Linked DNA regions of Homo sapiens: region 1 is linked to region 2. Evidence: chromatin loops called from intact Hi-C (ENCODE). Cell type or tissue: GM12878. All regions are shown on one strand. Each heading gives the region's core, and the rest is flanking DNA. Links, peaks and the distances in the headings are about the cores only. Region 1 overlaps SP100 (SP100 nuclear antigen). Region 2 has its middle 98 kb from the start of LINC01907.

The links. A loop is a pair of places that touch in the nucleus more often than their neighbours do. Peaks named below come from ENCODE experiments on the same cell type or tissue, not always from the same donor. Only the 100,000 strongest peaks of a DNase experiment are listed, where the experiment ranks them.
Region 1: a loop joins it to region 2, with 2.9 times the contacts of the local background. A loop is called at or near these places in 5 of 110 quality-filtered maps.

The regions. Positions count from the first base shown.
Region 1 is chr2:230,446,953-230,449,452 of GRCh38, reverse strand. SP100 (SP100 nuclear antigen) reads right to left here. Exons shown (of 29, transcript NM_001080391.2): 6 at 303-365. All of the region lies in intron 3 of LOC101928816 (a long non-coding RNA gene), which reads left to right. Among named protein-coding and RNA genes, the nearest start is that of SP100, 32 kb to the right of the region's middle. RefSeq lists an enhancer at 1,244-1,513. In GM12878, for the core only: no CTCF peak of the experiment used is centred there; a DNase peak (open chromatin) is centred at 1,392; H3K4me3 peaks cover 509 bases; H3K27ac peaks cover 2,500 bases.
Region 2 is chr2:230,598,612-230,605,482 of GRCh38, reverse strand. No RefSeq gene overlaps it. Among named protein-coding and RNA genes, the nearest start is that of LINC01907, 98 kb to the left of the region's middle. RefSeq lists a silencer at 2,694-2,773 and an enhancer at 2,914-3,043. In GM12878, for the core only: no CTCF peak of the experiment used is centred there; DNase peaks (open chromatin) are centred at 2,769 and 3,752; H3K4me3 peaks cover 1,835 bases; H3K27ac peaks cover 2,500 bases.

The DNA.
Region 1 (2,500 bases), core at 1-2,500, 150 kb after region 2:
GGCAACAGCCAGATTCAAGCAGATGCAGGCAGAAAATGGTGAAGCAGGCACATGGGTAAAACGACCAGGCTCAGCGGCAGCAGGAACCAGCAGCAAGTGTGATTAAGGGGTGTGGGAGGAAGAAACCCTCCTAGGCAACCTAGAGGATAAGGACTTGTTATTTAAATCCCAGAAATGGAAAAACTGTAGATGTAAAACCTGAAAATTCTGGACAATCATTAACACAAAGAGGCAACCCCACAGCACATTCCAGAAAGGGGCAAGAATAGCAGAGGCTCAAAGAGTAGTAAACAGGAACAAACCAGCATGAGATGGGGAACCCGAAGGTGGCCAAGTCAGGCTTCGAAAAGAGTTTTCACCAGTTCCTGGCAGGAAGAAATTAGAAGTTTATTTCAGAAATCGAGGTATGGATTTTGCCATTCTCCCCTAATCCCTTTTTGGTCTCTGTAACGTAGGAGTTAAAGACCCCTTCTAGGTCTCAATGCAAAGGCCACCTGGAGCTGGCAGATGCTACCTAATTACTGAAGTCAGACTCCAGCCTTGAGAGTAGGGGACTGGGTCAGCTGCACCCCTGGATGACAGGGGCCTTGGCCAGACAACTCTGCTGCGTGTCCTCTGTGAGACACTCTGGTAAGTGATGATGGCAGAGTGATCCTGCCTTTGTCCCCAGAGCTACCCTGCCCAGGGCCCTTAGCTCAGTTTCTTTGAAGTCCTGGTTGCCTCATGCCCACCCCCTTTCACACAACACCCTCCCTCTCCACATCTGTTCATGCTTTCTCATTGGCTTTTCCATGAGGACTCAGTGTCTGAGTAGCCTCTACTTCCTCCAGCTCTTGGTATTCTTTTTTTCTGGATCTTTTTGTCTGCAAATATTTCCTCATTTTTGTTTCATTTTTCTGTTTTTATTTTTTTAGATTGCCTGGATAGCACAGGGTTAGGAATGCAGGCTCTGGGGTAGAACATCTGGGTTTTTCCTTATTCATCTGACCCTATGTAAACTCCATTTGTGGTATCTCTGGATTTCAGTTACCTTATCTGCAAAATAGGCATATAAGTAATATTAATCTCCAATGGCTGTCATGAGCATTAAACCAACCGCCACAGAGTAGATGTTCAATCAAAGTGAGCTGTTAATGACAAGGTTATTTTTGTTGTCTTTTACCCCTTTTCACGGTTTCATTTCCCTTCCTTTGTCCTCTAGGTACTTACATCCTCTTCCCATGTGCATCACTTCCTTTCTGAGTCTCTCTACATGACCGCCTTTCTCTTTGAATATTCCTGCTCTTGAACAACATCCTCACATTTAAATTTGTCCCCTCTTCTGCCATCACCAAGTTTCTCCCGTGATATAAGAAATATACATTTCAGTCTTAATTCCCTGCTCCTGGCCAGAGCTCCTAAAACCCTAAAACATCTTAAGTCATAACAAGTGAAAAGAGCACTTTCTGTTATTCATAACAACCCCTTTTCGACCACACCTGGGTTTATGTTAATGAGGTAACTTTTGGAAAGCCCCTAAGGATTGGGGTGTGGTTGCCAGGGGAGCTGAACATGAGATTAGAGGGGTGGAACTTTCAGCTCCACCTCTTGACCTCCAGGGAGGGGAGAGGAGGGATGGAGGTTAACTTAATAATCAGGTGCCAATGATTTAATCAATCCAGGCTGTATAATGGAATGTCCATAAAGAACCCTAAGTGACTGGGTTCAGAAATCTTCTGGGTTGGCAAACACATGGAAGTGCCAGGAGAGTCGTGTCCCAGAGAGGGCAGAAGCTCTGTGCCCTTCCCCACGCTTTGCCCTATGCATTTCTTCCACTTGGCTCTTCTTGAGTTGTATCCTTTATAATAAATGTCAAATATAAGTCAACATTTCCATGAGATCTGTGTGATCTACTAGGAAAGTATGAAAGCCAATGAAGGGCTTGCGGGAACCTCCAATTTACAGGCACAGGCCACAACCTGAGACTTGCAACTGGCATCTGAAGTGGGGGGCATTCTTATGGGAATGAGCCCTTAACCTGCGGAGTCCGTGCCAAGTCTGGGCAATTAGTGCCAGAATTCAATTAAATTATAAGATATCAGATGGTATCTACAGAGAATTGGAGAACTGACTGATGTGGGGAGATCACCGACATGTTTGGTGTCAGAAGTGTTGTGAATATGACAGTACAGGTAAAACAGGAGCCTTTCTTTCCCCAGGGGTCTCCTCTTTGATGTTGACCACGGGCCACGGGCTGTGGTTCTTAACCCTTTGCAACTTCACACTGATCCCCTACAGGGACCTTTCTAAATTACAATTACTTCTAGGTAGTCGGCATCTGTAAATCTGGCCTACTGACACGCTTGGTTCTGATTCCCTCATGGTTATTGAGCCAACTATGCCTTGTCATGGCCACTTCTCCAGGACCCTGCACCTGGTTAGAAGCTCATATAACTCTCTCCTTGACTTCTCCATAGTCCTTCCATATGTCTTCCCTGATTCACAATCTCCACTCAGAACC
Region 2 (6,871 bases), core at 2,727-5,226:
TTTCTTTAAGAATGTTGAATAATGCCCCCCACTCTATCCTGGCTTGTAGGGTTTCTGCAGAGAGATCCGTTGTTAGTCTGATGGGCTTCTCTTTGCGGGTAACCTGATCTTTCTCTCTGACTGCCCTTAACATTTTTTCCTTTATTTCAACGTTGGTGAATCTGACGATTATGGGTCTTGGGGTTGCTCTTCTCGAGGAGTATTTTTGTGGTATTCTCTGTATTTCCTGGATTTGAATGTTGGCCTGTCTTGCTAGGTTGGGGGAAGTTCTTCTGGATAATATCTTGAAGAGTGTTTTCCAACTTGGTTCCATTCTCCCTGTCACTTTCAGGTACACTAATCAAATGTAGATTTGGTCTTTTCACATAGTCCCATATTTCTTTTCATTCTTTTTTCTCTAATCTTGTCTTCACACTTTATTTCATTAAGTTGATCTTCAATCTCTGATATCCTCTCTTCCACTTCATCGATTTGGCTGTTGATACTTGTGTATGCTTCACAAAGTTCTCGTGCTGTGTTTTTCAGCTCCATCAGGCCATTTATGTTCTCTGGTTATTGTAGTTAGCAATTCCTCTAACCTTTTTTCAAGGTTCTTAGCTTCCTTGGATTGGGTTAGAACATGCTCCTATAGCTTGGAGGAGTTTGTTATCACTCACCTTCTGGAGCCTACTTCTGTCAATTTGTCATACTCCTTCTTTTTCCAGTTTTGTGCCCTGGCTGGTGAGGAGTTGTGATCCTTTGGAGGAGAAGAGGCATTCTGGTTTTTGGAATTTTCAGCCTTTTTGTGCTGGTTTTTCCTCATCTTTGTGGATTCATCTACCTTTTGTCTTTGATGTTGGTGACCTTCGCATGGGGTTTCTGTGTGGTTGTCCTTTGTGTTGATGTTGATGCTATTGCATTCTGTTTGTTAGTTTTCCTTCTAACAGTCAGGTCCCTCTTCTGCAGGTCTGCTGGAGTTTGCTGGAGGTCCACTCCAGACCCTGATTGTCTGGGTATCACCAGCAGAGGCTGCAGAACAGCAAAGATTGCTTCCTGTTCCTTCCTCTGGAAGCTTCATCCCAGAGAGGCACCTGCCAGATGCCAGCCAGAGCTCTCCTGTATGAAGTGTCTGTCGACCCCTGCTGGGGGGTATCTCCCAGTCAGGAGGCACAGGGGTCAGGGACTCACTTGAGGAGGCTGTCTGTCCCTTAGCAGAGCTTGAGTGCTGTTCTGGGAGATCTGCTGGTCTCTTCAGAGCCAGTAGGCAGGAATGTTTAAGTCTGCTGAAGCTGCGCCCACAGCCGTCCCTTCCCCCAGGTGCTCTATCCCAGGGAGGTCAGAGTTTTATCTATAAGCCTCTGACTGGGGCTGCTGCCTTTCTTTCAGAGATGCCCTGCCCAGAGAGGAGCAATCTAGAGAGGCAGTCTGGCTACAACAGCTTTGCTGAGCTGTGGTGGGCTCCACCTATTCCGAACTTCCCAGTGGCTTTGTTTACACTGTGAGGGAAAACCCACCTACTCAAGCCTTAGTAATGGTGGACGCCCCTCCTCCCACCAAGCTCAAGTGTCCCAGGTCAACTTCAGATGGCTGTGCTGCCAGCAAGAATTTCAAGCCAGTCAATCTTAGCTTGCTGGCCTCCATGGGGGTGGGATCTGCTGAGCTAGACCACTTGGCTCCCTGGCTTCAGCCCCCTTTCCAGAGGAGTGAATGGTTCTGTCTCACTGGCATTCCAGGCGCCACTGGGTTATGGAAAGACAAACTCCTGCAGCTAGCTCGGTGTCTGCCCAAATGGCTGCTCAGTTTTGTGCTTGAAACCCAGGGCCCTTGTGGTGTAGGCACCTGAGGGAATCTCCTGGTCTGCAGGTTGCAAAGACCATGGGAAAAGTGTAGTATCTGGGCTGGAGTGCACTGTTTCTCATGGCACAGTCCCTCATGTCTTCCCTTGGCTAGGGGAGGGAGTTTCCTGACCTCTTGGGTGTTGAAGTGACACCCCACCCTGCTTTGGCTCACCCTCTGTGGGCTGCACCCACTGTCTAACCAGTCCCAATGAGATGAGCCAGGTACCTCAGTTGGAAATGCAGAAATTACCTGCCTTCCATGTTGATCTTGCTGGGAGCTGCAGACTGGAACTGTTCCTATTTGGCCATTTTGCCAGCCACCCCCACCTAATCCCTATTTTTAATTTTTTGAGGAAACTTCACACTGTTTTACGGAATGGCAGCACCAATTTACATTCCTACCAACAACATATATGTGTTTTCTCTACATCCTTGCCAAGACCTGTTACCTTTTCACCTTTTGATGCTAGCCATCTAACAGGTGTGAGATGGTATCTCACTGTGGTTTTGATTTTCATTTCCCCGAAACTCCCTGGGAGGGGATTGGGGATCTGTCTTTAGGCAGACAGGGGGAGTTCAGGGAAAACGTCTCTCTGCCTTTGGTCTTTCTCAAGTGTCTTCAGCTCAAAGTGATCGGCACACCAAAGCAGCATATTTTGGGGTGGCATTTCCTGAGCTCTTTCAACGGGCTCAGGGCAGTGGCTTTTCCCTAACTGGGTTAAAAGCGTGTTAATGCTTCAGTACTGTGTAGGGCTTTAGTGTAGCACCCTAGCTGGACATCAGCCCCACCAGGTATGGGTGGGGTTCTGGGAAAGGGCCTGGGCTCTCAGGTGGCTGCACTTGTGATAGCAGCTGACTTCCTGTAAGTGCACTGGTGCAGGAAGTGAGCCCTGCTTCCTGTCTGTGTTGCTGGGGGTGGGTGGGGGTGTGGGGGCGGGGAACAGAGGGGAAGCCAGGCCCTTGAACTTGAACTTTTGTCATGCAGGCACTGCAGCTGGGGGTTGGTGGCCTCCTGGAGGGTGCCTGAAAGGGACTCTGGCAGTGCAGCTCCTTCCTCGGGGCAAGAACCCTGAGCTGGGGCAGTGATTTCCCTCCCCTTGATTTCCTCACTTTTGTTTTGTTTTCTCTTTTTTTTTTGAGACGGAGTTTTGCTCTTGTCACCCAGGCTGGAGTGCAGTGGCATGATCTTGGCTCACTGCAACCTCCGCCTCCCGGGTTCAAGTGATTTTCCTGCTTCAGTTGCCCAAGTAGCTGGGATAACAGGTGTGCACCACCACGCCTGGCTAGTTTTTGTATTTTTAGTAGAGATGGGGTTTCACCATGTTGGTCAGGCTGGTCTTGAACTCCTGACCTCAAGTGATCCACTAGCCTTGGCCTCCCAAAGTGCTGGGGTTACAGGTGTGAGCCACTGTGCCTGGCCTCATATTCTCTTAAACCATTAAATTGGACGGGTGCGGTGGCTCACGCCTGTAATCCCAGCACTTTGGGAGGCCGAGTCAGGTGGATCACTTGAGGTCAGGAGTTTGAGACCAGCCTGGCCAACATGGTGAAACCTCCATCTCTCCTAAAATACAAAAATTAGCCGGACATGGTGGCGGGGCCTGTAATCCCAGCTACTGGGAAGGCGGAGGCAGGAGAATCGCTTGAACCCGGGAGGTGGAGGTTGCAGTGAGCCAAGATCATGTCACTGCACTCCAGCCTGGGACACAGAGTGAGACTCGGTCTCAAAAAACAAAAAACAAAAACCCCCAAACCCCCCAAACTATTAAGTTTTGCAGCCAAACCTCATTCGTCCTGGGTGTGGCTGAATCCAGGGAGGAGGGGAAAGCTCCATTATGCGGGCTTCAGGCCCACACCTGTGCCACTGTTTTGCCGTCACCTGAAACCAGCAGAAAAAGCAGCTCAACTGTGGCTCTGAGAAACTTCTGATATTGGTCATGACATTCATTCTCTACAAAATCCCACTCTCAACTAAGCTGAGCCTCCCTGCCCCCGCCAATTTATTTTTCTGTCCCCAGTTATGCTCAGCGCTATTGTCTGTCCCCACGCTCCAGAGAGCAGCATGTGATAGCTTAGTTGGACTAATTAACACGAAGCTCCACATTCAAATAACATGAGTCCTCTCCCATTATCATTATTATTATTATTTATTGTAGCAAAGTATACATAATAGTTATCATTTCATTGTTAATATATATGACTATTTAGCATTATCAATTTCTCATTTAGTCATTTGTAAGTGTGCAATTCAGTGGTATTAAATACATTCACAATACATTCGTGTAAACGTCACCACTATTTCCAAAACTTTTTTGTCATTCCCAATGTAAACTCTCTACCCGTTATACAAATAACACCACATTCCTTCCCCCTCCTCCCATCCCCTGGTGACCTCGATTCTATTCTCTGTTTCTATGAATTTGCTTATTCTAGGTACCTCAGATCAGTGGAATCACACATTTGTCCTTCCATGTCTGGCTACTTTCACTTAGCCCAGTGTTTTCAAGGTCCATCTACACTGCAGCACATATCAATATTTTATTCCCTTTTCATGGCTGAATACCATGCCATTGTGCATGGCCACTGAATGCTCTTGTAAACATGGGTATGCAAATATCCAAGGTAATGCTTTCACTTTTTACGGCTATACCGTATAACTAGAAGTGTTGGGATTTATAGGGTTAAGCCACTGTGCCTGTCCTTAATTTACTTTGGATATATACCCGGTAGTGGGAATTGATGGATCCTATGGTAGTTTTTTTTTTTTTTTTTTTTTTTGAGACTGAGTCTTGCTCTGTCACCCAGGCTGGAGTGCAGTGGTGCGATCTCGGCTCTCTGCAACCTCTGCCTTCCGAGTTCAAATGGTTCTCCTACCTCAGCCTCCCGAGTAGGTGGGACTACAGGTGCATGCCACCACGCCTGGCTAATTTTTATATTTTCAGTACAGATGGGCATTTCACCGTGTTGGTCAGGCTGGTCTGAAACTCCTGCCTTGGCCTCCCAAAGTGCTGAGATTACAGACCTGAGCCACCGTGCCCCGCCCGTATTTTTTATTTTTTGAAGAACCTTCACGCTGTTTTTCAGAATGGCTGCAGGAATTTACATTCCCACCAACAACATTTAAGTGTTTTCTTTTCTTTACATCCTTGCCAACACTTGTTATCTTTTGACCTTTTGGTGATAGCCATCTAACAGGTGTGAGATGATATCTCATTGTGGTTTTGACTAGCATTTCCCCGATGTTTAGTAATGTTGAGCACCTTTTCATAAACCCCTTAACCATTTGTATATCTTTTTTGGAAAAATGTCTATTCAGGTCCTTTGCCCATTTTTCAATTGGGTTATGTGTTTTTTTTTTTTTTTTGCTATTGAGTTGCATGAATTCTTTATATATTTTAGATATTTAATCCTTATCATACACCATAAATACCCCTACTCTGTACTCACAAAAATTAAATTAAGTATATTTAAAAAAGATATTAAAACTAAAGAAAAAACACTTATCAGATATATGGCTTGCAAATATTTTCTCCATTCTGTAGGTTGCTTTTTCATTTTGTTGATTATTTCCTTGGCCGCTCTGAAGTGTTTTAGTTTGTGGAAAATCCCCTTGTCTATTTTTGCTTTTGCTGCCTGCGCTTTTGGTGTCATATCAAAAAAACTTTGCCAAGACCAATGACATGGAGCTTTTCTCTTCTTTTCTTCTAGAATTTTACAGTTTTGGATCTTACCTTTAACTCTTTAATCTATTTTGAGTTAATTTCTGTGTATTGTGTAAGATAAAGATCCAATTTCATTCTTGTTGCATATGGATATTTCATTTTTCCAACATGATTTATTGAAGATACCATCATTTTCTCGTTGTGTATTCTTGGTGCCTTTGCTGAAGGCTAGTTGACCATGTATATATGGGTGTATTTCTGAACTTTCTATTGGGTTCCATTGGTCTATGGGCCTGTTTTATTTATTTATTTATTTATTTTTTTGAGACGGAATCTCACTCTGTTGTCTAGGCTGGAGGGCAATGGAGTAATCTTGACTCACTGCAACCTCCGCCTCCCAGGTTCAAGCGATTCTCGTGCCTCAGCCTTCCAAGTAGCTAGGATTACAGGTGCCCACCACCATGCTCGGCTAATTTTTGTATTTTTAGTAGAGATGTGGTTTCATCATGTTGGCCAGGCTGGTCTCGAAATTCAGACCTCAGGTGATCCACCTGCCTCAGCCTTCCAAAGTGCTGGGATTACAGGCATGAGCCACCATGCCCGGCCTATGTGTCTGTTTTTTATACAAGTACTATACTGTTTTAATTACAATATCTTTGTAATATACTTTGAAATCAGGAAGTGTGATGCCTCCATCTTCATTCTTCTTTCTCAAGATTGCCTAAGCTATTTGGGGTCTTTTTTGGCTCCACACAAATTTTAGGATTTTAAAAAAATTTCTGTGAAATACATCATTGAAATTTTCATAGGGATTGCCTGAATCTGCAGATCACTTTGTATAGCATGAGCATTTTAATGGTATTAATTATTCTGTTTGTGTCTTCTACAATTTCTTTCATCTGTGTTTTATAGTTCTTATTGTACAAATCTTTTACCTCCTTCGTTAAACTTATTCTTAAGTATTTTATTCTTTTTGATGCCAGTGTAAATGGGAATGTTTTCTTAATTTCATTTTCAAGCTGTTTGTTGTTAGTATATATTATAGAAATGCAACTAATTTTTTATTTTTATTTTTTCTTTTTCAAACTTTATTTTAGATTTGGTGGTGGGGGGTAGATGTGCAAGTTTGTTACAAAGGTCTATTGTGTGATGCTGAGGTTTGCAGTACGATTGTATCTGTCATCTAGGTAGTGAGCTTAGTACCCAATAGGTGGTTTTTTAACCCTGGCCCTCCTCCCTCCCCTCTCTTTAGTCCCGAGTGTCTACTGTTCCCATCTTTATGTCCAAGTGTGTCCAATGTTCAGCTCCCACTTATAAGTGAGAACATGTAGCATTTGGTTTTCTGTTTCTGCATTAGTTTGCTTAGGATAATGATCTCCAGCTGACCATGTG